2 separate regions of the Homo sapiens genome follow, and region 2 is linked to region 1. A link is a loop called in an ENCODE intact Hi-C map of the cell type or tissue named here. Cell type or tissue: Caco-2. All regions are shown on one strand. Links, peaks and the distances in the headings refer to the core of each region. The heading gives the core; the rest is flanking DNA.

Evidence for each region. Hi-C counts contacts between places; a loop is a spot of excess contacts. Peaks named below come from ENCODE experiments on the same cell type or tissue, not always from the same donor. Only the 100,000 strongest peaks of a DNase experiment are listed, where the experiment ranks them.
Region 2: it touches region 1 in a loop (4-fold over the local background); 5 of 110 quality-filtered maps call a loop at or near these places.

Annotation. Positions count from the first base shown.
Region 1 is chr7:101,500,676-101,512,858 of GRCh38, forward strand. The region is part of intron 3 of COL26A1 (collagen type XXVI alpha 1 chain); the gene reads left to right. Among named protein-coding and RNA genes, the nearest start is that of LINC01007, 62 kb to the right of the region's middle. RefSeq lists enhancers at 2,915-3,604, 3,605-4,294, 6,613-7,372 and a silencer at 6,785-6,904. In Caco-2, for the core only: CTCF peaks have their summits at 7,290 (motif pointing left) and 7,489; a DNase peak (open chromatin) is centred at 7,276.
Region 2 is chr7:101,435,548-101,447,730 of GRCh38, forward strand. It overlaps COL26A1 (collagen type XXVI alpha 1 chain), which reads left to right. Exons shown (of 13, transcript NM_001278563.3): 3 at 12,137-12,183. Among named protein-coding and RNA genes, the nearest start is that of COL26A1, 79 kb to the left of the region's middle. RefSeq lists enhancers at 799-1,442, 1,443-2,084, 2,959-3,918. In Caco-2, for the core only: a CTCF peak has its summit at 5,033 (motif pointing left); DNase peaks (open chromatin) are centred at 5,034 and 7,104.

The DNA.
Region 1 (12,183 bases), core at 2,313-10,312:
CTGGGCGTGGTGGTGGGCACCTGTAGTCCCAGCTACTTGGGAGGCTGAGGCGGGAGAATCACTTGAACTCCAGAGGCTGAAGCTGCAGTGAGCCGAGATCGCGCCATTGCACCCCAGCCTCGGCAACAGAGCGAGACGCTGTCTCAATAAATAAAAAAATAAATAAATAGATAAAAAAAGAAAAGTGCCGTGATTGTCTAAATGAGGTTGTTAGAAATGCTTAGGAACCACCGGGCGGTGGCTCACGCCTGTAATCCCAGCACTTTGAGAGGCCAAGGCGGGCGGATCACGAGGTCAGGAGTTCAAGACCAGCCTGGCCAACACGGTGAAACCCTGTCTCTACTAAAAATACAAAAAAAGTTTAGCCGGGCATGGTGGTAGGCGCCTGTAATCCCAGCTACTAGGGAGGCTGAGGCAGGAGAATCGCTTGTACTGGGAAGGCGGAGGTTGCAGTGAGCCAAGATCGAGCCATTGCACTTCAGCCTGGGCTACAGGGCGAGACTCCGTCTCAAAAAAAAAAAAAAAAGAAAAGAAAAGAAAAGAAAAAAAAAAAAAAAAGAAATGCTTAGGAACCTGCCAGTTGGAATAATCCTGTGGAATCAGGGAGTAAGTGGGTTGGGGGCCACGAGAGTCATTAGCTAGGAGACACGCACACATCCCCATGTCGGCCCCAGGCCTCTTCCAGCTCCCATGGCCACTGTGTTGGGCCTGGGGTACCTAAATGCCCCCACAGCAGTGGTGGGGCAAGGCCAGGAGGAGCTCAGAGGTGAGACTCCTTGAAGATAGCCAGTTTCTTCAGCTCCAATATCTTCCCCTGCTTCTTCCATATTCACCAGACACCGCCTCCAGGAAGCCTTCCCTGGTCTGTCCAGATGGAAGCCAGGTTCCTCCAGGAGCTGCCCCTCTTTTCAGCCCTTGTCACTCTCTGCCTGTTGTTTCTGCCCCAGGCCTGTATCCTTTGCGCTGTGTCACACTCCATTTGAGCAAGATGGCCACTGGGTTCATCCCCATGGTGCCCAGCACAGGGCTTTGTCCAAAGGGGTGCTCAGACTCTTGGAGGTGCATGCTCATAGAAAGTATGTGTGTGTGAGTGTGCGCCATGGGCTGTGTGTGTACATGAGCTGTGTACAAGCGTGGACTATGTGTGCAAACACAGGTTGTGTATACAAACAGCTGAGTTTGTGTGCGTGTGTGTGCATGCATGGGCCCTGTGTATACATGGGCTGTGTGTGTGCATAGTGAGTACATGTACATGGGCTGCGTGTGCAGCTCCAAAATCTTCCGCCCTTTCTTCCGGATTCACCAGACACCTCCTCCAGGAAGCGTTCCCTGGTCTTTCCAGAGATGGAAGCCAGGCTCCCTAGAAAAATCTAGTTCAAAACTATGCTTGAAGGCCGGGTGCGGTGGCTGACGCCTATAATCCCAGCACTTTGGGAGGCTGGGGCAGGCAGATCACCTGAGTTGAAGACCAGCCTGGCCAACAGGACGAAACCTTGTCTCTACTAAAATTACAAAAATTATCTGAGCATGGTGCCACATGCCTGTAATCCCAGCTACTCAGGAGGCTGAGGCGGGGGAATCACTTGAATCTGGGAGGCGAAAGTTGCAGTGAGCCGAGATCGCACCACTGCACTCCAGCCTGGGCGACAGAGCAAGACTCAGTCTCAAACAACAACAACAACAAACAACAACAACAACAAAAACCAGCTATGCTCAAGAAAAATACACACGGAATATATTGCCCCTTCCAAAGCCTTTGAGGTCATTTGGCCCAATCCCCTCTTGTTCTAATGGGGAAACTGAGGTTCCAAGAAGGGATTGGGCTTTCTATACTAACAGGTCCCAGACTCAGAAACTCCTGCCAAGCTGGAGGCTAAGGCCCCTCAGGGACTGGCAGGTGCTGTGGAGAACACAGGACCGGGGCCGGAGTTGGGCTGGAGCTGGGCTGGAGCCCCACTGTCAGGGGGGACCCAGGAAAGGGGCTGTTCCACTGCAGCCTGGGAGGGTGGCTGGATTGGGAGCCCCCTCATCTGACCCAGTGTGGGTGGGTGGCTCAGCCCATGGGAGTCTCAGCTCACAGGGTCTAGGGACGCATGCCCCCCTCTTGTTGCCATGCTCCCCAAGCGGCTGTCCAATCTCTTCTTGGGCACTTACAGGAACGGGCACTCCCTCCTTCCCGGGGCTGCCTGGCTCTGTGCTGAAAGCTCATTCTCTAAGGGGCGGGAGCTGCTCTACATGGTGTCCGCCCAGTGACTTTGGGTCCCAAGGTGGGGCCCATCTGCTGCCTCCTCCTTCTCAGGGTGAGCTGCCCAGTCCCTCTGTGGCTCCCCAGGGCCCAGCCTGCCTGCTGCCCCCAGAACCTTCTCCAGCTCATCTACCATTGTGAAGAATAGAGCCTGGGCCTCATATACGCAGTTACTCCTGTTACATGCCTTTGTTGTGATTTCTTCTCTCATCAGTGATGCACCTTCCTCCCAGGCCCCAGAACTGGGTGTTGGGGCAAGGTCTGTGGGGTCCCCTCTCGCCTCTGTTCTCTAACAATGCATGGTGCTGGTGACAACAGGACGGTCACCACCTCCTGGTTTGTATGTCTCAGAAATGATGGTTGGAAAATGAAATATAAACAGCACTTCTCAAACTGTCCCACGTGCAGGAGTCACCCTGGGGGGTCCTATTTAAATGCAGATTAGGATTGATAGGTCTGGGACAGGGCCTGAGTGTCGCCCTACCCTGCCCTGCCTTGTCACCCAGGCTGGAGTTCAGTGGTGCGATCATCACTCAATTGCAGCCTCAAATTCCTGGGCTCAAGGGATCCTCCAGCCTCAGCCTCCCAGGTAGCTGAGACTACAGGTGTACATCACCACACCTGGCTAATGTTCGTATTTTTTTAGAAGCAGGGTCTTGCTATGTTGTCCAGGCTAGTCTTGACCTCCCGGCCTCTGGTGATCATCCCGCCTCAGCCTCCCAAAGTGCTGGGATTACAGGCGTGAGCCACTGTGCCCAGCTAAGGGTCTGCATGGCTCACAAAGCCCCAGCACTTGCGGACAGGGGGTCTGAACCACACAAGATTGCCTCAAGGGAAGGTGCTGGAACTTTTGTTTCAGTCCTGAAGTCACAGGCACTGGTCAGGTTTGTGAGCAGGGAGGTGACACCTCCAAGGGACATGAGTAGGGAGCAATGGCCATTCTCCTCCTTGGAGAGTCCCTTGTTAGAACCTAGGCCTGCCACTTCCTGTTTCACAGTAGTTCAGTATTTACAGTAACTTCCAGGAAGGGGACCATGTGTCACGCCTGAGCTGACCCTTTCTCTCTGCTGCGAGCTCAGGATGTGGGCAGGCGACCCTGAGCCCAGCAGGGCCCTCCATCTGCAGGTGTCCCCCAGCTCCCCAGTGTCCCTGAGCTCACTACCCCAGCTGAGCCCCAACACCTCTTTTTTTTTCTTTGGGGACACAGTCTTACTCCATCACCCAGGCTGGAGTGCAGTGGTGCAATCTCGGCTCACTGCAACCTCTGTCTCCTGGGTTCAAGCGACTCTCCTGTCTCAGCCTCCTGAGCAGCTGGAATTACAGGCGCGTGCCACCACACCCCACTAATTTTTGTATTTTTAGTAGAGACGGGGTTTCACCATTTTGGCCAGGCTGCTCTCAAACTCCTGACCTCAAATGATCTGCTCGCCTCGGCCTCCCAAACTGCTGGGATTACAGGCATGAGCCACGGTGCCCGGCCCACTGGCACCACCTCTTTGCCCCATGCTGACCCCTCTCATGTTGGGATTAGGGACCAGGGCCAACCTCCTCCCCTGTCTATGCTCGCCTGATTCGGGGACTTCCGCCTCGCTCCTCTCCACTCCAGAGGCACCAGGGCTTCTGTCTGAGCTGTGACCCCAAAGTTGCTGTTGACAACTGACATGTGTCCCGGGTCCTGTGATTTAGAAAACATCTCACCTCTGCCTCCGCCATCTCATTGGTCCTTCTCCAGGGCACCCAGAGGCTGGCATTGTTATGAGGATTTATGTGAATTTTTTACTTCCTTGTCGTCCACACGATGCTGCTGAGTTCAGAGCGATTCAGTGAATTTTCCACCGTCACCGGCCATGAAAGGCCAGAGCCTGGACTCTTGGTTGTTGCCCAGACTGTGTGTGTGTGTGTGTGTATGTGTGTGTGTATGCCTGTGTGTGTCTGTGTCCATTTATGTGTGTGGGCTGGGCACGGTGGCTCACGCCTGTAATCCCAACTTTGGGAGGCTGAGGCGGGCAGATCCCTTGAGGTCAGGAGTTCCAGACCAGCCTGACCAATATGGTGAGACCCCATCTCTACTAAAAATACAAAAAATTAGCCGGGTATGGTGGCGAACGCCTGTAATCCCAGCTATTCCAGAGGCTGAGGGAGGAGGATGGCTTGAACCAGTGAGCAGAGATGGCGCTATTGCACTCAGCCTGGGTGAAAAAAAAAAGTTATGTGTGTGGATGAATGCACGTGGGTCTGGGTGTGCACGTGTGTAGATCCATGTTGGGTGGGTGTGCCCGTGTATGTGAGCACTCTCTGTGATTGTGCAGAAGTGTGTATGTGTGTTGTGTGTGTGCATGACTGTGAGTGTGCATGAATGTGTATGAGTGTGTTGTGTGTATGCATGAGTGTGATGGGTGTGTGGGCACTCTGTGTGTGCATGGGTGCATGTGTGTGCCTAGGTGTGTGCATGAGTATGACCACTCCATGTGTGTGCATGACTGTGAATTTACTTTGTTTTTGTGTGTACATGAGTATGTGTGTATACTTTTTTTTTTGGATGGAAAGAGGAGTTTGTTAAGGAGTATTAACTCACAGGATCACGAGGTCCCACAATAGGCCGTCTGCAAGCTGAGGAGCAAGGAAGCCAGTCCGAGTTCCAAAGCTGAAGAACTGGTAGTCCGATGTTCGAGGGCAGGAAGCATCCAGCATGGGAGAAGGATATAGGCTGGAAGCCTAGGCCAGTCTAGTCTTTTCACATTCTTCTGCGTGCTTTGTGTTTTGGCCACACCGGCAGCTGATTAGATGGTGCCCACCCAGATTGAGGGGGGTGGGGTCTGCCTTTCCCAGTCCACTGACTCAAATGTTAATCTCCTTTGGCAACACCCTCACAGACACACCCAGGATCAATACTTTGCATCCTTCAATCCAATCAAGTTGACACTCAGTATTAACCATCACAGCTGCCTTCTCTTATAAGACGGGGAAACTGAGGCCCAACAGCCCAGAGATGGACAGACACTTGCCTAAGATGACACAGTGGTATTACAGACTAGACCCTGAGTCTCCTGGTCCCTCCCAGCTCGTTACACCTTCGAGGACCCTAGGACAGGAGAAGCCACACTCTAAGCTAGAACCCATCCTCACACCACAGCCCTTGAATTCTCCTTCTGTCCTTTCCCTCTGCCCGAATGGGGTCAGTGGAGGGAATGGACTCTGGGTGAAATCACACCCATTCAGAGCCTTTGGGACAAATATTTGAGAGTCACCAATTACCTGATCATCAAAGACATGCCTTTAACTTCCTGACTGTCCCGGTTGTTTGGGGCGGCCAGGAGGCCCCCTGGAATCCCTACTGTCACTGGCATATTGCAAGCACATGTTTTCTGCACACAGAGCTGCTCACAATAAACCAACGCTGAAAAGCACATTAAAATGAATCGGAGAAGAGAGAGTCACTTTGTAACATGCTTTATTTTATTTTGTTTTTGCCTTGGAAAGGAGCATGTTTTGGCTGCCAATGAAAGAGCTGGTGGGGGCCTCTTAGCAGAAACCAAACGGGTCCAGATTAGACCTACCCAGCCCACCCCCTGGGACAGTGGCTCTGGCTCCAGGGAGCTGAGAGGGGCCCCGAGACCAGGGGTGAGCTGCAGGGCTGGTCTAGAAACTGGAGATCCCGGGTACCAGCCCTGAGCTCTGGGACACTGGATCCCTTTTCTCCTTTTACCTAGCCTCCGTGTTCCTAACTGCAGAAGAGATTCCCTGACTGTATTTGCTCCTTCTGATTAGTCAGTGGGCACCACGGTCCCTAAGGAGAGTGCATTTCTCATAACAGCTCTGCAAGATGGTTTGGACCATCCGGGGATTTCCAGCCAGAGTGCTGTTATTTTGCATGGATTGGTCACAAGCTGAGATTCATACCTTTCTGTCCAATCCCTCTCCAACTTCCCTCTTAGGTGTGCTGTCTGCAGCCTTCTCCTCCCTGCACACATCCAAAAGCAACTCCTCCCCACTCCCTAGAACCACTCCTTTTTTTTTTCCCCCTCACTCTATTGCCCAGGCTGGAGTGTGGTGATGTGATCTCGGCTCACCGCAACCTCCGCCTCCCGGGTTCAAGCGATTCTCTGGCCTCAGCCTCCCGAGTAGCTGGGACTACAGGTGTGTACCACCACGCCTGGCTAATTTTCGTATTTTTAGCAGAGACAGAGTTTCACCACGTTGGCCAGGCTGGTCTCAAACGCCTGGCCTCAAGTGATCCGCCTGCCTCGGCCTCCCAAAGTACTGGGATTACAGATGTGAGCCACCGCGCCCGGCTTTGCCTAGAACCACTTCTAATTCTCCTTGCTCAGTGAAAAACACTACTCCGTCTAGCCAATCTGCCGTTGAAATCAGAAACCTCAAAGCCTCAACTCTCTCCTTGTGACCCTGTTGCAAGGGATCCCCAACATCCCGTGGATTCTTCTGTCTCTACAGCCCTCTCTAATCCATCTCCTCTTTTCTGCCCCTCCTGGCTTTGTTTTTTGTTGGGTGGGGGGAGCAGGAGACAGAATCTTACCCTGTTGCCCTGGCTGGAGTGCAGTGGTGTGATCACAGTTCACTGCAACCTCCACCTCCCCGCCTCAGGTGATCCTCCCACTTCCCCATCCTGAGTAGCTGGGACCACAGGCACACGCCACCATGCCTAATTTTTAGTGTTTGTAATAGAGATGGGGTTTCTCCGTGTTGCTCAGGCTGGTCTCCAACTCCCGGGATTAAGTGATCCTCCCTCCTCCACTTCCCAAAGGTTGGGATTACTGGCGTGAGCCACCACAAAGTGGCCCATTTTCTTACCTTAGATCTCACCCACCTATCAGAACTGTCTCAGCAACCTCCGGTCTCTCCCCACCAAGAGCAAGCAGAAATCTAAACATTCCCCTTCCCTGTTTGAGACCCTTCTGGACTTTCCACCCCACCTGGATATCAGCCAAATAGCACCGCCGCTGGTCCCTGTGGTTTCTTTGTGCAGATTAAGGAAAAAGCGCCCCTTCCTCAAGGCACGTGACTGCCATCTGCTGGAAAACTGCCGTAATATATATAAAATTATGAGGACCATGATATGATGGCGCCCTCTAGGGTTGTGCAAACACAGCATCCTGAATCCCACAGCCTCCTGGCTTTCAAGAGCCTGATGGCCCTCCAGCCTCATGTCTTCCACTCCTTGTGCCTGCTCACATCTTCTCTTCCACTGATCACAAGCTGTTTGAGGCTCTCCAAACACACTGGAGCATGGAGGTGGAGAATGTGGACTTTGGAGACAGAATCCCAGCTCCGTCATGTAACTGTTACAAAATTCCTTAACCTGGCCAGGCGCGGTGGCCCATGCCTATAATCCGAACAGTTTTGGAAGCCTAGGAGGGAGGATTGCTTGAGGCCAGGAGTTCAAGACCAGCTTGGGCAACACAGCGAGACCCCATCTCTACAAAAAATAGAAAAATCATCCAGGCGTGGTGCACACCTGTAGTCCCAGCTCCTCAGGAGGCTGAGGTGGGAGGATCGCTTGAGCCCAGGAGTTTGAGGCTGCAGTGAGTCATGATCACACCACTGTACTCCAGACTGAACAACAGAGATAAAACCCTGTCAAAAAAAAAAAAAAGATGATGGTCTTAACATTTAGGGTGGCATGAACCAACAACCCTCCCTTCCCACCCCTCCTTGATAAACAGATGAAACATTGGCCCCTCTCTCCTAAAGCATGCCCGGGCACAGAGAATCTTATTTACAGGAACCCTCAGAGGATTCTCCCATCACTCACGAAACCTGACCGTAAGGTCTTTCAGCTCAGATGAAGGAGGAGAGACCCCTAATCTTTGCTGGGTGTCATTTCACATGTGGAAGTGGTCACTTTTCAAATTCAGGTCTTTACCTTCCCACCTGTATTAGTTCGTTTTGTGTTGCTATAAAGGAATACTTGAGGCTGGGTAATGTATACAGAAAAGAGGTTTGTTCCAGCTACTCAGCCAGGAGGCTGAGGCGGGAGGATCCTTTGAGCCCAGGAGGTCGAAGCTGCAGTGAGCTATGATCGTACCACTGCACTCTAGTCTGAGTGAGGTTTACTTGGCTCACAGTTCTGCAAGCCTGGCACCAGCATTTGCTCAGCTTCTGGTGAGGCCTCAGGAAGCGTTTACTAGTGGCAGAAGGTGAAGGGGGAGCTGATGCGTCGCATAGCAAAAGAGGGAGCCAGAGATGGGGGAGGAAGAGGTGCCAGCTCTTTAAGACAACCAGGAGGCTGGGCATGGTGGTTCGTGTCTGTAATCCCAGCACTTTGGGAGGCCGAGGTGGGCGGATGATTTGAGGTCAGGAGTTTGAGACCAGCCCGGCCAACATGATGAAACCCACTTCTCTACTAAAAATACAAAAGTTAACCAGACGTGGTAGCAGGCGCCTGTAATCCCAGCTGCTCAGGAGGCTGAGGCAGGAGAATAGCTTGAACCTGGGAGGCGGGGGTTGCAGTAAGCTGAGATCGTGCCACTGTACTCCAGCTCAGGCTACAGACTGAGACCCTGTCTCAAAAAAAAGAAAAAAGAAAAGAAGAACAGAAAACAGCCTCTGATTCCCTCCCTCCTCCTTGCACCTAGAGCAATGGCATCTCACTAAGGCTGGTAAACTCACTAATGGGATGCCAGTCTGGCCAGGGATCACTGGTTCTTGCTGCCAGATGAAGAGTGGGGCTGCAGAGGTACAGGGCAGGGTTCATTCCCACCCCCAGAATGGTCTAGGCCCGGCCAACACGGGTGAGTTGAGGCCCCCAGCAGCTCAGGGTTTGGCTTCCTGGCCTCTTTCAGCACTGGGGGCTCTTTTATTTTTTTTTTGACGGGGCCTCACTCTGTCACCTAGGCTGGAGTGCAGTGGTGCGAGCTTGGATCACTGCAACTCCTGCCTCCCAGGTTCAAGTGCTTCTTCTGCCTCAGTCTCCTGAGTAGCTGGGACTACAGGTGTGCACCACCACGCACGGCTAATTTTTGTATTTTTAGTAGAAACGGGGTTTCACCATGTTGGCCAGGCTGGTCTCGAACTCCTGACCTCAGGTGATCTGCCAATCTCAGCCTCCCAAAGTACTGGGATTATAGGCATAAGCCATCGCGCCCAGTCTTTTTTTTTTTTTTAAGAGGGTCTCACTCTGTCACCCAGGCTGGAGTGCAGTGGTGCAATCATGGCTTACTGCAGCCTCCAATTCCTGGACTCAAGTGATCCTCCCACTTCAGCCTCCTGAGTAGCTGGGACTACAGGCAATCATCACCAAGCCCAGATAATTTTTGAAATTTTTTTGTAGAGATGTAGGGATCTCACTATGTTGCCAGGGTGGTCTCAAACTCCTGGGCTCAAGCAATCCTCCCATCTTGGCTTTCCAAAATGCTGGGATTACAGGCGTGAGCCACTGCACCCGGCCTCTCAGAGGAGCCTTTTAAAGATGTAAATGAGATCATGAAATCGCCCTCCCTGAAACTCAGTAATTCCGTTCACTGTGATAAAAGTCCCCTCCTGGGCCCTGCAGGTAAGGCTGCACCTCATCCCATGTCACACACACCTTTGCTCACTACCTGCCAGCCTTTTCCCTGCCTCAGGGCCTTTGCACCTGCTATTCCTGCCTTCTGACACAGCTGCAGAGACAGGGCGAGCCTGGGGCTTGGGGCTGAGTCAGGCTCACTGCAGCCTCAAATTCCTGGGCTCCAGTGATCCTCCTACCTCAGCTTCCCATGTAGCTGGGACTACAGGTGAGCACCACCATGCCCAGCTAATTTTTTAATTTTTTGTAGAGAATGAGGCTGGGAGGGGGTCTCACGATGTTGTCCAGGCTGGCCTCAAACTCTTGGCTTCAAGAGAGCCTCCTGCTTTGGCCTCCCAGAACATTGGGATTACAGGCGTGAGCCACTGTGTCTGGCTAATGGGGGCTTCTCTGAGCGAGCCACACAAGGTGATTCAGAGCACTTGTGCATCTCACTTTTTTCTTTTTCTTTCTTTCTTTTTTTTTTTTTTTTTTTTGAGACGGAGTCTCGCTCTGTCGCCCAGGCTGGAGTGCAGTGGCACGATGTCGGCTCACTGCAAGCTCCACCTCCCAGGTTCACGCGATTCTCCTGCCTCAGCCTCCCGAGTAGCTGGGACTACAGGCGCCCACCACCATGCCTGGCTAAGTTTTTTGTATTTTTAGTAGAGACAGGGGTTTCACCATGTTAGCCAGGATGGTCTCGATCTCCTAGCCTCATGATCCACCCGCCTCGGCCTCCCAAAGTGCTGGGATTACAGGCGTGAGCCACCGCACCCGGCCCATCTCACTTTTTTCAAAAGTATTCCCATCTGAGTTCAAGTCGACATCAGGTGGTGGCGCACGGGCAGAGGCCCTCTCCCTGCCTCCCTTGGCCTGGCCACACCAAACCCTTTAGAAGGCTTTGACTTGGGAAAGCATAACCCGCTGGACTCGGTTTCAGGGCTGGGTCTCCTGGATGCTCAATGTGAATGCTACTAACTGAACTCCCAGAACAAATCCTGATTCTCAAGGGCAAAAGTGGCCTGGCTGGTCCAGGGGCTGAGCCCTTGTGGGTTCCGTTAAGCTATCCTAAGAAAAGGCGGCTCAGAGCCCTGCTCTAGGCTGAAGGCAGACAGGACCTGCTGGTCCCTGGCCATGGTAGTCACCAAGCGCCACACGTGGACAAGAACGTTTCAAGTCCCAGGACATAGGATTGTCCCCTGATCTGGCCAGTGTGGCTGATAGTATTCATGTGACTACTTGCAACCTTACAAAAAGGGGCCCATCAGAAGTGTTTCCCCACAGGCCAACAAAAGGGAGGACCCCGGTTCTGCTGAAGTCCAATTCTGCCAGGACTGTAGGTGGGAGGATTGCATAAGCACGGGAGTTTGAGACCAGCCTGGGCAACATAGTAAGACTCCATCTCTACAAAACCCCCCAAAATTAGCTGGGCATGGTGGTGCACACCTGTAGTCCCAGCTACTCAGGAGGCTGAGGCGGGAGAATTGCTTGAGCCTACTTAGGAGTTTGAAGCTGCAGTGAGCTATGATCACACCACTGCACTCCAGCCTGGGCAACAGAGTGAGACCCTGTCTCTAAAAGTAATAATAATAAATAAAATGAAAGACACAACCGAATTCATAAGGCAGGAATGTGCTCTAGGTGCCCCAGTTACCAGAAGCTAAGGAAGCAGAGGGTTTCGCTGCTGGTGCTGTGGTCACCGTGGAGGTCGGGGTGGAGTGAGAATATTGGTCTTGGTTTACCCCTGAGTCAGCACAGGGGAGGAGGTTGGGCTCCTCTGTTGCTGAGTTAGGGCTATGACTTAGTGCAAGAGGCAACTCAGGAAAGCCCACTGGCTCATGGAGGCAACAAGAAAACTTGTCCATCTTCTGTGTACTCTGGATGGGGAAAATTTGGCTGGAAAAAATCAAAACCTAGCCAGGTGTGGTGGCTCACGCCTGTAATCCCAGCACTTTGGGAGGCCAAGGTGGGAGGATCACTTGAGACCAGGGGTTCGAGATGAGCTTGGGCAACATACTGAGAGCCCTGTCTCTACAAAAAAATAAAAAATTAGCCAGTGTGCGGCATGTGCCTGCCTGTAGTCCAAGCTACTAGGGAGGCTGAGGCAGGAGGGTCGCCTGAGTCCAGGAGGTTGAGGCTGCAGTGAGCTATGATCGTGCCACTGCACTCCAGCCTGGGCAATAGAGCAAGACCCTGTCTCAAAAAAACAGAAACAAAACCTTGGCCTCTACTTCCCACAAATTGGCCCTACCTCTGTGACCACCAAATATTCAGTTGGAGCTATAAATGATTTAGGCACAAACCCCCAAATAAGATAGCTATTCAAATCCAGCAGTGCACCAAAAAAGTAATAGGTCCTTACCATGTAGTTCTTCAGAAAATCTGTTTATGTAATCCACCTCATTCACAGATTAGAAGATAATAGAGTTTGATGAAC
Region 2 (12,183 bases), core at 2,722-10,721, 65 kb before region 1:
AGTGGATCACAGCCCCGGCTGGGCTCTGTTCATTGCAGTGGGGACGTTGGGCGTCACGGACATTGGGTGTCACTGACACCACCCTAGTCCCCTCCTAAACCCCTCGGTTGGCTGCTGGCTGGGACGGGCTGGGGCTCTGGGGCCTGATAGACTTAGAAGGACAAGTCCCAGGGACTCGGGGGGTTAAGTTTTCTTCGGCCGGGCTTCCCCTGCCCTTGGCTGTCTCCCAGGCCCCTCGGAGTCCTTTGATGGCATTAGAGCCAACCTTTTCCAGATGTGCTGAGCAGAGGGATTTGCCGGAACTCTCCGGGGCTTCATCTGCCTCCTTCATTCCCCTCTGCCAGACGGCCCCCTGCCCGCCAGCCTCCCCCCTCTGGTTGGGTCGCCTGCTGTTCAGGATGGATGCCCGCAAGGCAACACAAAGTCCTGGATTGAAGTGCTTTCTTAAAACATGCTCTTTCTTCCCTGCCTCTCCTCCTTAGCGGGACTGTTTGGGTTGAGAAGCTCACCATGGCTGCCCACCCCAAGCAGTGGGGGCCTGTCTGGGCTGCATCCACTGCACCACCCCGCACCGCCCCCAGGTGGACTGTGACCCTGGGCCAGAGGGTGAGGTGAGGTTTGGCAGAAGACCCTGCCCACTGGGCCCACTGTCCATTCCGTCTGGCTCTCGGGAACGTCTAGCTTGGATTCTGGGGAGGCTGGAGGCCTCAGAAATGCAGTGGGAAGCCCCTTTCCCCTCCCCGCTGGCCTGCAGCTATTAATCAAGAGATTAATAATCCCCTGCCTCCCGCTCTGAAACCTCCACTCTCGTTTCCTGTTGAGTCTCCAGCCTGACTCGGAACCTCCCAGTCTGTTTCTCCCCTCGTGGGGGTTCCTAGTGAGGAAGTGGAGGCCAGGGGAGGAGTCGGGGGCGGGCAGGCATGGAGGCTGAGAAGGGGTACGTGCCCAGTGAGGGAGGGGCATCTGGCTCCCCCAGGCAAGGTTCTGGGCTGGCAGAGTCATTCTGAGCAGGCGATCCCTGGATGGTGCAATGTCCCCCCGCACCCGAGGCAGGACTTCGTGACGCTTTGGGCCACATCCACTTTGGAGACCAGAGAGCCAAGACCTCTGCTTACTCACCTCCAGTGATGGGGACCTCATTTCTCCGGGGAGCCCTCCCCACCAGCATTTCATTTTTTTTTTTTTTGAGACAGAGTCTCACTCTGTCCCCCAGGCTGGAGTGCAGTGGCACAATCTCTGCTCACTGCAACCTCCACCTCCTGATTTCAAGCAATTCTCCTGCCTCAGCCCCCTGAGTAGCTGGGATTCCAGGTGTGCACAACCATGCCTGGCTAATTTTTGTATTTTCAGTTGTGACGGTTTCACCATGTTGGCCAGGCTGGTCTCGAATTCCTGACCTCAGGTGATCCGCCCGCCTTGACCTCCCAAAGTGCTGGGATTACAGGCTTGAGCCACTCCCAGACTGAGACTGCATCCAGGCACCCTGTTCGTTGAATGCTTCGTTCTTTCCACCAGTCTTCACTGGGTGCAGACGATGTGCCTCGCTCTAAGCTAGGCAGGCGGTGTAGCCAGTGGCTCCGTGGAGAAGGATGTCAGACAAATAATTACATACATGGGTGTACAATCATAAGTGCTTAGAAGAGAAGTCTGGGTACTTTGAGGGTGTAGATTGAAGAGGCCCAGCTTGCTGTAGGGTGGAAGGGACCGAGTGTGGGCTAGTCAGGGTGGGCTTCTAAGAGGAGGCAGCACTTTCACTGAGCTCTGGGAGGCTGCATGACTTGGGCAGAGACAGAGCACATGCACACAGGGCCAGTGGAGTCCTGAATGGGGGCGGAGTTCCGAATGGGGGGCGGAGTTCCGAATGGGGGCGGAGTTCTGAATGCTGGTGGAATTCTGAATCGGGCGGAGTTCTGAATGGGGGCGGGGAGGAGCTGGTGGCCAAGGAGAGGAGGAGGGATGGCCAAGGTATACAGTAGCCAGATGGCAGAAGTCCACAAGGTTAGGCTTAGGATTTGGGTATTGTCCTAAGATTTTTTTTCTTTTAAGAGACAGGGCCTCACTCTGTTGCCCAGGCTGGAGTGCAGTGGTACATTCACAGCTCGCTGCAAGCTCAAACTCCTGGACTCAAGTGATCCTCCTGCCTTAGCCTCCCAAATAGCTGAAACTACAGGCACGTGCCACTACACCCCACTAATTTTTTTTTTTTTTTTAAGAGACGGGGTCTGGCTATGTTTCTCAGGTTGGTCTAAAACTCCTGGACTCAAGCAATCTTCCCACCTCAGCCTCCCAAGTACGTGGGGACTACAGGCATGCACCACTATGCCTGGCTAATTTTTAAATTTTTGGTAGAAATGGGGGTCTTGCTATGTTGCTCAGGTTGGTCTTGAACTCCTGGCTTCAGGTGATCCTCCTGCCTTGGCCTCCCGAAGTGTTGGGATTACAGGCATGAGCCACTGTGCCTGGCCTTGTCCTGAGATTGAAGAAAAGCTAGGAGAGGTTCAAGGACATTTCTGCTTTAAAAACGTCACTTGGAGCTGGGCGAGGTGGCTCATGCCTGTAATCCTAACAGTCTGGGAAGCCGAGGCGGGCGGATCACCTGAGGTCGGGAGTTGGAGACCAGGCTAACCAACATGGAGAAACCGCATATCTACTAAAAATACAAAATTAGCCAGGCGTGGTGGTGCATGCCTGTAATCCTAGCTACTCGGGAGACTGAGGCAGGAGAATCACTTAAACCTGGAAGGTGGAGGCTGCAGTGAGCCGAGATTGTGCCATTGCACTCCAGCCTGGGCAACAGAGCGAGACTCCGTCTCAAAAAAAAATAAACAACAGTAAAAACAAACAACAAAAAAGCATCACTTGGGAGAACCAGAGAGGGAGGGAGGCAGATGGGGTATATGTGGAAAGATGGGGTATATGCAGTCAAGGGTGGGGTGAAGGTTCAGGGCTGGCTCCTCCACTTTCTGTTGGTGTGGACCAAGTCCAGCTCTGCACCTACCTGCCGCACAGTCTCTGGTGGACTCAGTGTTTTCATCCATAAAATGGGACAGTAATACTCTCAGGTGTGAGTGGGCCGAGTACGCAGGCATTCAGTGGCTACAGCCCCCTTAAGTTCCCCTTTCTTTTCTTTTTGTATTTTTTTTAGACAGTCTCAATCTTGCGGTCCAGGCTGGAGTGCAGTGGTGTGATCTCAGCTCACTGTAACTTCCGCCTCTCGGGTTCAAGCAATTCTCCTGCCTCAGCCTCCCAAGTAGCTGGGATCACAGGCGTGCACAACCACGCCTGGCTAATTTTTGTATTTTTAGTAGAGATTTTTAGTAGAGATGGGGTTTCACCATGTTTGTCAGGCTGGTCTCGAACTCCAAGACGATCCACCCGTCTGGGCCTCCCAAATTGCTGGGATTACAGGCGTGAGCCACAGCGCCCAGCCCCCTTTCTTTCCTGAGCTGATTTTGCCATCCTTAAAATGGGCATGTAGAACATTTTCCAGGGACCAGTGAGGGGCTCGCCCACCTTCAGCTCATTCCTGGAGTCTGGTGGTTTTGGCAGACAGACTCTAGGAGGACCACCCCACCTTGGGGTTTGTTTGGACCCACACCAGGCTGAATGTAATACCCAGGAAAAGCCTCAGCTCTGCATCCTGAAGGGGTGCCAACAGACCCAGGAGAGCCAGATCCCTAGTCAGTCGATTGATAGTGATATGTACCTCCTGGGTGCTGGGCAGATGTGGTGGGAGACCTTAGAAAGGCTTCCTGGAGGAGGTGACCTAGAGAGAGACAGAAAGAGAGAGAGACAAGAAAGACCAGCCCCTCAGAGGGCAATAGGGTGAAACCCCGTCTCTACTAAAAATACAAAAATTAGCCAGGAGTGGTGGTGCGCACCTGTAATCCCAGCTACTCGAGAGGCTCAGGCAGGAGAATCACTTGAACCCAGGAGGCGGAGGTTGCAGTGAGCCGAGATTGTGCCACTGCACTCCAGCCTGGGCGACAGGGTGAGACTCCGTCTGAAAAAAAAAAAAAAGAGGTAAGGAAACTGGTGTGCTGGAGATTTGTGAGAAGACCAGTGTGGCTGGAAAACAAAGTCACCTGCGAGGCCAGGGAGGACACCAGATCAAAGCAGGCAGAGCCCGTGGGCCATAGAGTGGACTTGGTGACCACTGGAAGTCATGGATGGATGGGGCTGCTCCACCTTGGGGAGAATCCAGGCATCAGAGGCCAATCTTGTTTTTGCCTCCAAAATCTAAGAGTTGTTAAAGTCTTAGGGGTAGGAGGGACAACACCCCGCTCCAGAGCTGTGTGGCACCTGGCCGGGACCTTGTTATTGGCCCTTAATGTTCCCACCAAGCAGCAAAGTTGACACTACCATGTGGCTGGGGACTCTGCAGGGAGCCTTGAGGAAGATGAGTTCCCTCTTGGAGCCTGGTGTCCTCAACTGAGTGCGGCCTTAAGGCTGACAGAGGTTAAATAAAATATGTACACCCTGTTTTTGAGGGAGGGCAGTCCCTAAACTGGATCTGCATTTTAGAAAGTTTGCCTAGGCCAGGGGCAGTGGCTCACGCCTGTAATCCCAGCACTTTGGGAGGTCAAAGTGGGCAGATCACCTGAGGTCAGGAGTTCAAGACCAACCTGGCCAACATGGTGAAACCCCATTTCTACTGAAAATACAAAAATTAGCCAGGTGTGGTGGTGTGCGCCTGTAATCCCAGCTACTCAGGAGGCTGAGGCAGGAGAATCGCTTGAACCCGGGAGGTGAAGGCTGCAGGGAGCTGAGATCGCGTCACTACACTCCAGCCGGGGCAACAGAGCGAGACTCTGTCTCAAAACAAAAAAACAACAAAAAAAGAAAGTTTGCCCAACTGGACCCTAGCGGCAGGGGCTGGCAATTCTTCATGGGGACAGGAGGCCAGCCTCCCTCGGGTTTTTTTCCAAGACTGGGGAAATGGGCCACAAATGTGGAACCTGTCTTGGGCATTCAGGTGAGACTCAGGGGGGCTACCAAGCTGAGTCTTGGCCGGTTGGGATGGTGACACAGTGCCACCTACTGGTGTGCCCCACGCCTGGACTTGGCAGCCATCAGGTTCCAGAGTGGCATGGGCCAAGCCCATGGAATTCAGAATGAGGGGCCAAGAAAGACTGTGGCCAGGAGCGGTGGCTCATGCCTGTAATCCCAGCACTTTGGGAGGCCAAGACAGGCAGATCACCTGAGGTCAGGAGTTCGAGGCCAGCCTGGCCGACATGGTGAAACCCTGTCTCTACAAAAAATACCAAAATTAGCTAAAATTAGGTTAAAAATACAAAATTACTCCTGTAATTGCAGCTACTTGGGAGGCTGAGGCAGGAGAATTGCTTGAACCCGGGACACAGAAGTTGCAGTGAGCCACGATTGCGCCACTGCACTCCAGCCTGGCGACAGAGAGAGACTCCGTCTCAAAAAAAAAAAAAAAGAAAGAAAGAAAAAGAAAAAAGAAAAGAGCATCTCCAGAGGGATGAGCTCAGTTTCTGAATCAGGGGCCCGAGATCAGTCCCTGTGTGTAGATGAGAGGGAAAACCTTTGCCTGTACTGAACGAACACAAATTAGTATTACTGGGCTCTGGAACCAATTCTGCCTGGGTTCAGATCCCAGTTCCACCACCTTGACAAAGTTGCTTAACCTCTTTGTGCCTCAGTTTCCTTGTCTGTAAACTGGGAATAATGGCCTCTGTTGTTCTCAGTCAGCTTATGTAAACCACTCAGTACACTGTGAGTCTGCAATTGAAGCTACTATTATATTTATATATTTTTTAAGACAGAGTCTCCCTCTGTCACCCAGACTGGAGTGCAGTGGTGCAATCTCAGCTCACTTCTATCTGTGTCTCCCAGGTTTAAGCGATTCTTGTGCCTCAGCCTCCTGAGTAGCTGGGATTACAGGCGCCCACCACCATGCCCGGCTATTTTTTGTGTGTGTGTTTTTAGTAGAGATGGGGTTTCACCATGTTGGCCAGGCTGGTCTCGAACTCCTGGCCTCAAATGATCCACCTGCCTCAGCCTCCCAAAGTGTTGGGATTACAGGCGTGAGCCACCGTGCCCGGCCTATCATACCTACTTTTATTGTTCTCATGACCATCTTCATCATTCCAAGTGTGGATTGAAGTGAGAGTGTCTGGTGCATCTGGAGGGCTCCCGCCTGGTGGGTGAGGGCCAGAGGTGTCTGTGTGAGGTGGAGGAGGGCCAGCACATTTGGCTCAGCAGCCCGGACTCTCTCCTGATGACAGTGGGGACGGCCGAAGGGTGTGGGTTGGGAGGAATGAGGTCAGGTCTGTATTTTGCAAACCCAGCATCCATGCACCCCTCCTGCACTCACAGCCTTACACCAGGCATCCTGGTCTCCCTGGTATCCTCATCATACAGACCAGGAAACAGGCTCAGAGAGGTTTAGGTACCTGTGCAATGTTGTATAGTGAATTAGGGACAGAGCCCAAATGCCAGGCTTGCACTCCTGAGCCCAGGGCTCCATTGATCCCATCGTGCAGAGGTTAAGGGAGGGACCTGATTTTTTGGCATCAGCTGTGCTCAGCAGGGTGCAAACAACAGCAGCTTGGCCCTTGCGCCTGCCCCGGGCCCTGGGTGGACTCTGTAGTTTTTCTGGTCTCTCGTAGTCGGAAGACCATTTCAGGAATTAATTTTAAAACTGCCATTTTTAATCTAAACAAAAGCTCTCCTCTGTCCAAGCTGGGCCTGCTTTCGGCTGGCAGATCTGCGGCAGCAAGAGGGTTGTGAGCCCTTTCTGTTTTTCTAGGTCTTTCTTTTTTTTTTTTTTTGAGACAGAGTCTTGCTCTGTCACCCAGATTGGAGTGCAGTGGCACGATCTCGGCTCACTGCAACCTCCGCCTCCCGGGTTCAAGGAATTCCCCTGCTGCAGCAGACTCTGTCTAAAAACAGAACAAAAGATATGGCATAGAAACATATTTGGGGTTGAAATATTTTGATTTCCTTCCTTATCTGCCATGCGATGTTATGCTAGAGCCTGGTTGGAAAGCCAGCCACATCATATAGGGTTAAAATAGAACCTGTGTGATGAGGCTTTGTGGTTTGAAAGGCGTGACTCCCCAGGCTCCTTAGATAGGAATCTGGGCAAGAGAAGAAAACGGTCAGAGGTTAGTCCTCAGGTATGTGAGCGTGTTTAGTGTGTTAGTGTGAGGCTGAGTGTGTGTTTATCCAAGCGTGTGAATAGGTGCATGTGTGTGTACATAATTGCGTACAAGTGTGTGACTGTGAGTGTGCATGAGTGAGTCTGAGGGTGCTGAGCACGTGTTTGTGTGAGTGCGTGTGTGGAAGTGTGCACGAGTGTGTTTGTGCGAGTGTGCAAGCACGAGTGTGCACACGAGTGTGAGAGAGCAAATGAGTGTGTGACTGTGTGAGGGTGTGCGTATGTGTTAGTTTGTGAGAGCTTGCAAGTAAGTTTGTGCAAGCGTGTGAAGGTGTGAGAGTGTGTGAGGGCACGTGTGTCCTCACATGGGTATGTGAATGTGTGTGCATGTATGTGAGTGTGTGTTTATTGTGAAAATCGTGTATTTGTACTCATCATCGCATACCAGAGTCACTTGCTGTAAGGAGGGGTGACCTTGGAACTAAGGCTCTGCCACCTCTTTCCAACCCCCCATCCTGCACTGGATTGCCCAGTTGCTCCCAAAAGCTGGGGGCTTTGCTCTCCAGCTCACAGCTGTGGGCACCTCTCCTGGTCATCTCCTACCTCCTGTCCCAGCTGCACACAACCACGCTACCCCCAGATCTCCAGGGGGAAACTGGTTTGCTGGAATGTTTATGAAACACGAGTGCAGGTTTTTGCTTTTTTAAAAAAGAAATGAGCGTAACAGGATTTTTCAGATTCAGAGCTGTACTTCTGAAATCCAGTTCTCCACTCGTGTGTTTTCCTGTCAACAGTGCGTCTCCAAACGTCGCGCCTGCTGCTACCAATTAATTCATGATTGTTTCATTCACCGATTAAGTTGCTCGATGTCAGCAGATTTAAATTTTGTGAAGTTATGTAGTTTTGTCTTCAGGGGGACATTGTGCAAACTTGATCAAGCAGCAGTTATGACAATGCACGTAAAGTGAATAATAAAAGCTGAATGTGTCTCCCTTATGAAATTTGGTCATGCATTTTATATTCGCGATTCTTGGAGTGTGACAAAAAAGCATCCAACTTATGTGTAAGAAAAATTTCGAAACTGTGGGAGTGTGAAACTTTACGATGGGATTCACAGCATTTTGCAAGAATTTTTTTTTTTAATTCCTGCAAGAGTCCCACTACTGTATTCCAAGTTTTTTCTTTTCCTTTTTCTTTTCTTTTTTTTTTTTTTTTCAGAGACAGGGTCTTGCTCTGTTGCCCAGGCTAAGTGCAGTGGTTCGATCATGCTCACTGTAGCCTCAAAACTCCTGGGCTCCAGTGACCCTCCCACCTCAGCCTCCCAAGTAGCTGGGACTACAGGTGTGCACAACTATGCCGGGCTAATTTTTTTATTTTTATTTTTTGTAGAGACAGCATCTTGGTATATTGCCCAGGCTGGTCTCGAACTTCTGACTTCAAGCAATCCTCCTGCCTCGGCCTCCCAAAGTGCTAGGACTACAGGTGTAACCCCTACTCCTGGCCGTGTATGCCAAGTTTTCTTCATTGAAGTGTCTCGCTCTTCTCAGGATGATGACACAGTTTTATAAATCTATGACCGCAATATAGCACAAAGTGGGTGTTCAATAAACCCACTTTGGGTTTATTGTTGGTGAATCAACCAAAAGAAATTATAATTGGGAAAAAGGTCAGAGTAGATGATAGTTGAAAATTTTGCAGGTCCTGCTAATTTCTTTCTTCCTTCCTTTCCTTCCTTCCTTTCTTCTTTTTTTTTTTTTTTGAGACAGAGTTTCACTCTTGTTGCCCAGTCTGGAGTGCAGTGGCGTGATCTCCACTCACCGCAACTCCGCCTCCTGGGTTCAAATGATTCTCCTGCGTCAACCTCCCGAGTAGCTGGGATTGCAGGCATGCGCCACCACACCCAGCTAATTTTTGTATTTTTAGTAGAGATGGGGTTTCTCCATGTTGGGCAGGCTGGTCTTGAACTCCCGACCTCAGGTGATCCGCCCACCTCGGCCTCCCAAAGTGCTGGAATTACACGCGTGAGCCACCGTGCCTGGCCCCTTTTCTTTCTTTATCATCTTGGTCAGTGTTCAGTGTTCAGGACACTTTCCCCTCACAGGTGGCCACACTTGGAGAGTTGTACAATGGCAGAGCTAGAGGGGACTTTATTTTTTATTTTATTTTATTTTGTTTGTTTATTTTTTTTGAGATGGAGTCTCACTCTTTCACACAGGCTGGAGTGCAGTGGCATGATCTCGGCTCACTGCAACCTCCACCTCCCAGGTTCAAGCTATTCTGCCTCAGCCTCCTGAGTAGCTGGGACTACAGGTGCCTGCCATCATGCCTGGCTAATTTTTGTATTTTTAGTAGAGACAGGGTTTCACCATGTTGGCCAGGCTGGTCTCGAACTCCTGACCTCAGATGATTCACCCACCTCGGCCTCCCAAAGTGCTGGGATTACAGGCGTGAGCCACCATGCCTGGCCAGGTACTTTATGTTTACTATTATTTTTTGTTTGTTTAAATTTATGGGTTACAAGTGCAACCGATATATTGCACAGTGGTGAAGTCAGGGCTCTTAGGAAATCCATCACCCACATAATGTACTGTATTAGACTGTTCTTGTGTTGCTATAAAGAAATACCGGAGACTGGGTAATTTATAAAGAAAAGTTTAATTTGGCTCACAGTTCTGCAGGTTTACAAGCATGGTGCCGGCATCTCCTTGGCTTCTGGGGAGGTCTCTGGAAACTTTCATTCACGGCTGAAGGCAAATTGGGATTAAGAGAGTGAGGGGGCCGGGCGCGGTGGCTCACGCCTGTAATCCCAGCACTTTGGGAGGCCGAGGCGGGCGGATCACGAGGTCAGGAGATCGAGACCATCCCGGCTAAAACGGTGAAACCCCGTCTCTGCTAAAAATACAAAAAAATTGGCCGGGCGTGGTGGCGGGCGCCTGTAGTCCCAGCTGCTTGGGAGGCTGAGGCAGGAGAATGGCGTGAACCCGGGAGGCGGAGCTTGCAGTGAGCCGAGATCCCGCCACTGCACTCCAGCCTGGGCGACAGAGCGAGACTCCGTCTCAAAAAAAAAAAAAAAAAAAAAAAGAGAGTGAGGGGGCACCAGGCGCGGTGGCCCATGTCTGTAATCGCAGCGCTTTGGGAGGCCGAGGTGGGCGGATCACGAGGTCAGGAGATCAAGAGCATCCTGGCCAACAAGGTGAAACCCTGTCTCTACTAAAAGTACAAAAATTAGCTGAGAGTGGTGGCATGTGCCTGTAATCCCAGCTACTTGGGAGGCTGAGGCAGGAGAATCGCTTGAATCTGGGAGGCGGAGGTTGCAGTGAGCCGAGATCGCGCCACTGAATTCCAGCCTGATGACAGAGCAAGACTCCGTCTCAAAAAAAAAAAAAAAAAAAAAAAAGACAGTGATGGGGGAGGCGCCACACCATTTTAAATAACCAGATGTCACGTGAACTGAGAGCCAGAACCCACTTATCACCAAGGGGATGGTGCTAGACCATTCATGAGAGGTCTGTCCCCTGATCTAATCACCTCCTACCAGGCTTCACCTAATGCTGGGAATTACATTTCAACCTGAGATCTGGAGTTTGGACAAATATCCAAACCCTATCACATACATTGCATTCATTACCTACCCATCCCTTTCCATGTCTCCATTGTGTACACATTGTTTACCTCCCTCTTAGAGAACATATGGTATTTGTCTTTCTGTGCCTGGGTGGTTCATGTAAGATAACAGCCTCCAGTTCCATCCACGTTTAGATCACAGCTGATACAGAGAGGGATGGCGACTTGTGCAGGGTCACACAGCTGTCACTGCCCAAGGGGTTCACCTTGCCTGCTGCTTAGACACAGCTGATTTATCAAGACAGGGGAATTGCAATAGAGAAAGATGGCCGGGTGCCATGGCTTGCTCCTGTAATCGCAGCACTTTGGAAGGCTGAGGTGGGTGGATCACTTGAGGCCAGGAGTTCGAGAGCAGCCTCACAAACATGGTGAAACCCTGTCTCTACCAAAAATACAAAAATTAGCTGGGCCTGGTGGCACACACCTATAATCTCAGCTACTCCGGAGGCTGAGGCAGGAGAATCGCTTGAACCTGGGAGGCAGAGGTTGCAGTGAGCCCAGATCGCGCCACTGCACTACAGCCTGGGCAACAGAGTGAGACTCTGTCTCAACTAAAAAAAAAAAAAAGAGAGAGAGAGAGAAAGAGTAATTTACACAGAGCCGGCTGTATGGGAGACTGGAGGTTTTTATCACTCAAATCAGTCTCCTGAGCATTCAGGATGGAGTTTTTAAAGACAATTTGGTGGGTAGAGGCTCGGAAGTTGGGGAGTGGTGACTGGTCAGGTTGGAGATGGAATCGTAGGGGGTCGAAGTGAGGTTTTCTTGCTGTCTTCTGTTTCTGGATGGGATCATAGCACTGCTCAAGCCAGATTACAGGTCTGGGTGGTATCAGCTGATCCATCGAGGACAGGGTCTGCGAAATATCTCAAGCACTGATCTTAGGTTTTATAATGGCGATGTTATCTCCAGGAGCAATTTGGGGAGGTTCAGACTCTTGCAGCCATAGGCTGCATGACCCCGTAAACCATAATTTCTAATCCTGTAGCTAATTTATTAGTCCTACAAAGGCAGACTGGTACCCAGGTAAGAAGGGGGTCTTTTTGGGAAAGAGATATTATCAATTTTGTTTCAGAGTCAAACCATAAACTAAATTTCTTCCCAAGATTAGTTCGGCCTACTCCCAGGAATGAAGGAGGACAGCCTAAAGTTAGAAGCAAGATGGAGTCAGTTAGGTCTGATCTCTTTCGTTGTCATAACTTCCTCCGTTATGATTTTTGCAAAGGCATTTGCACAGCCAGTGAACACGGACCCCGGCAGTGGTTTCCACGCCATGGGGGCCTCCCGGAGCCCTGGCTGGGCAAAACAGCCTGGCCCATCTTTGCAGCAGTGGGGTCTGGAGGTGGGTGGGTGGGAGCTCATGCCCCCCTGACGCTGTCTGTGTGTTAGTTACAGGACTCTGATCAGACCCACCTACAGAGTGTCCTACCGCACGG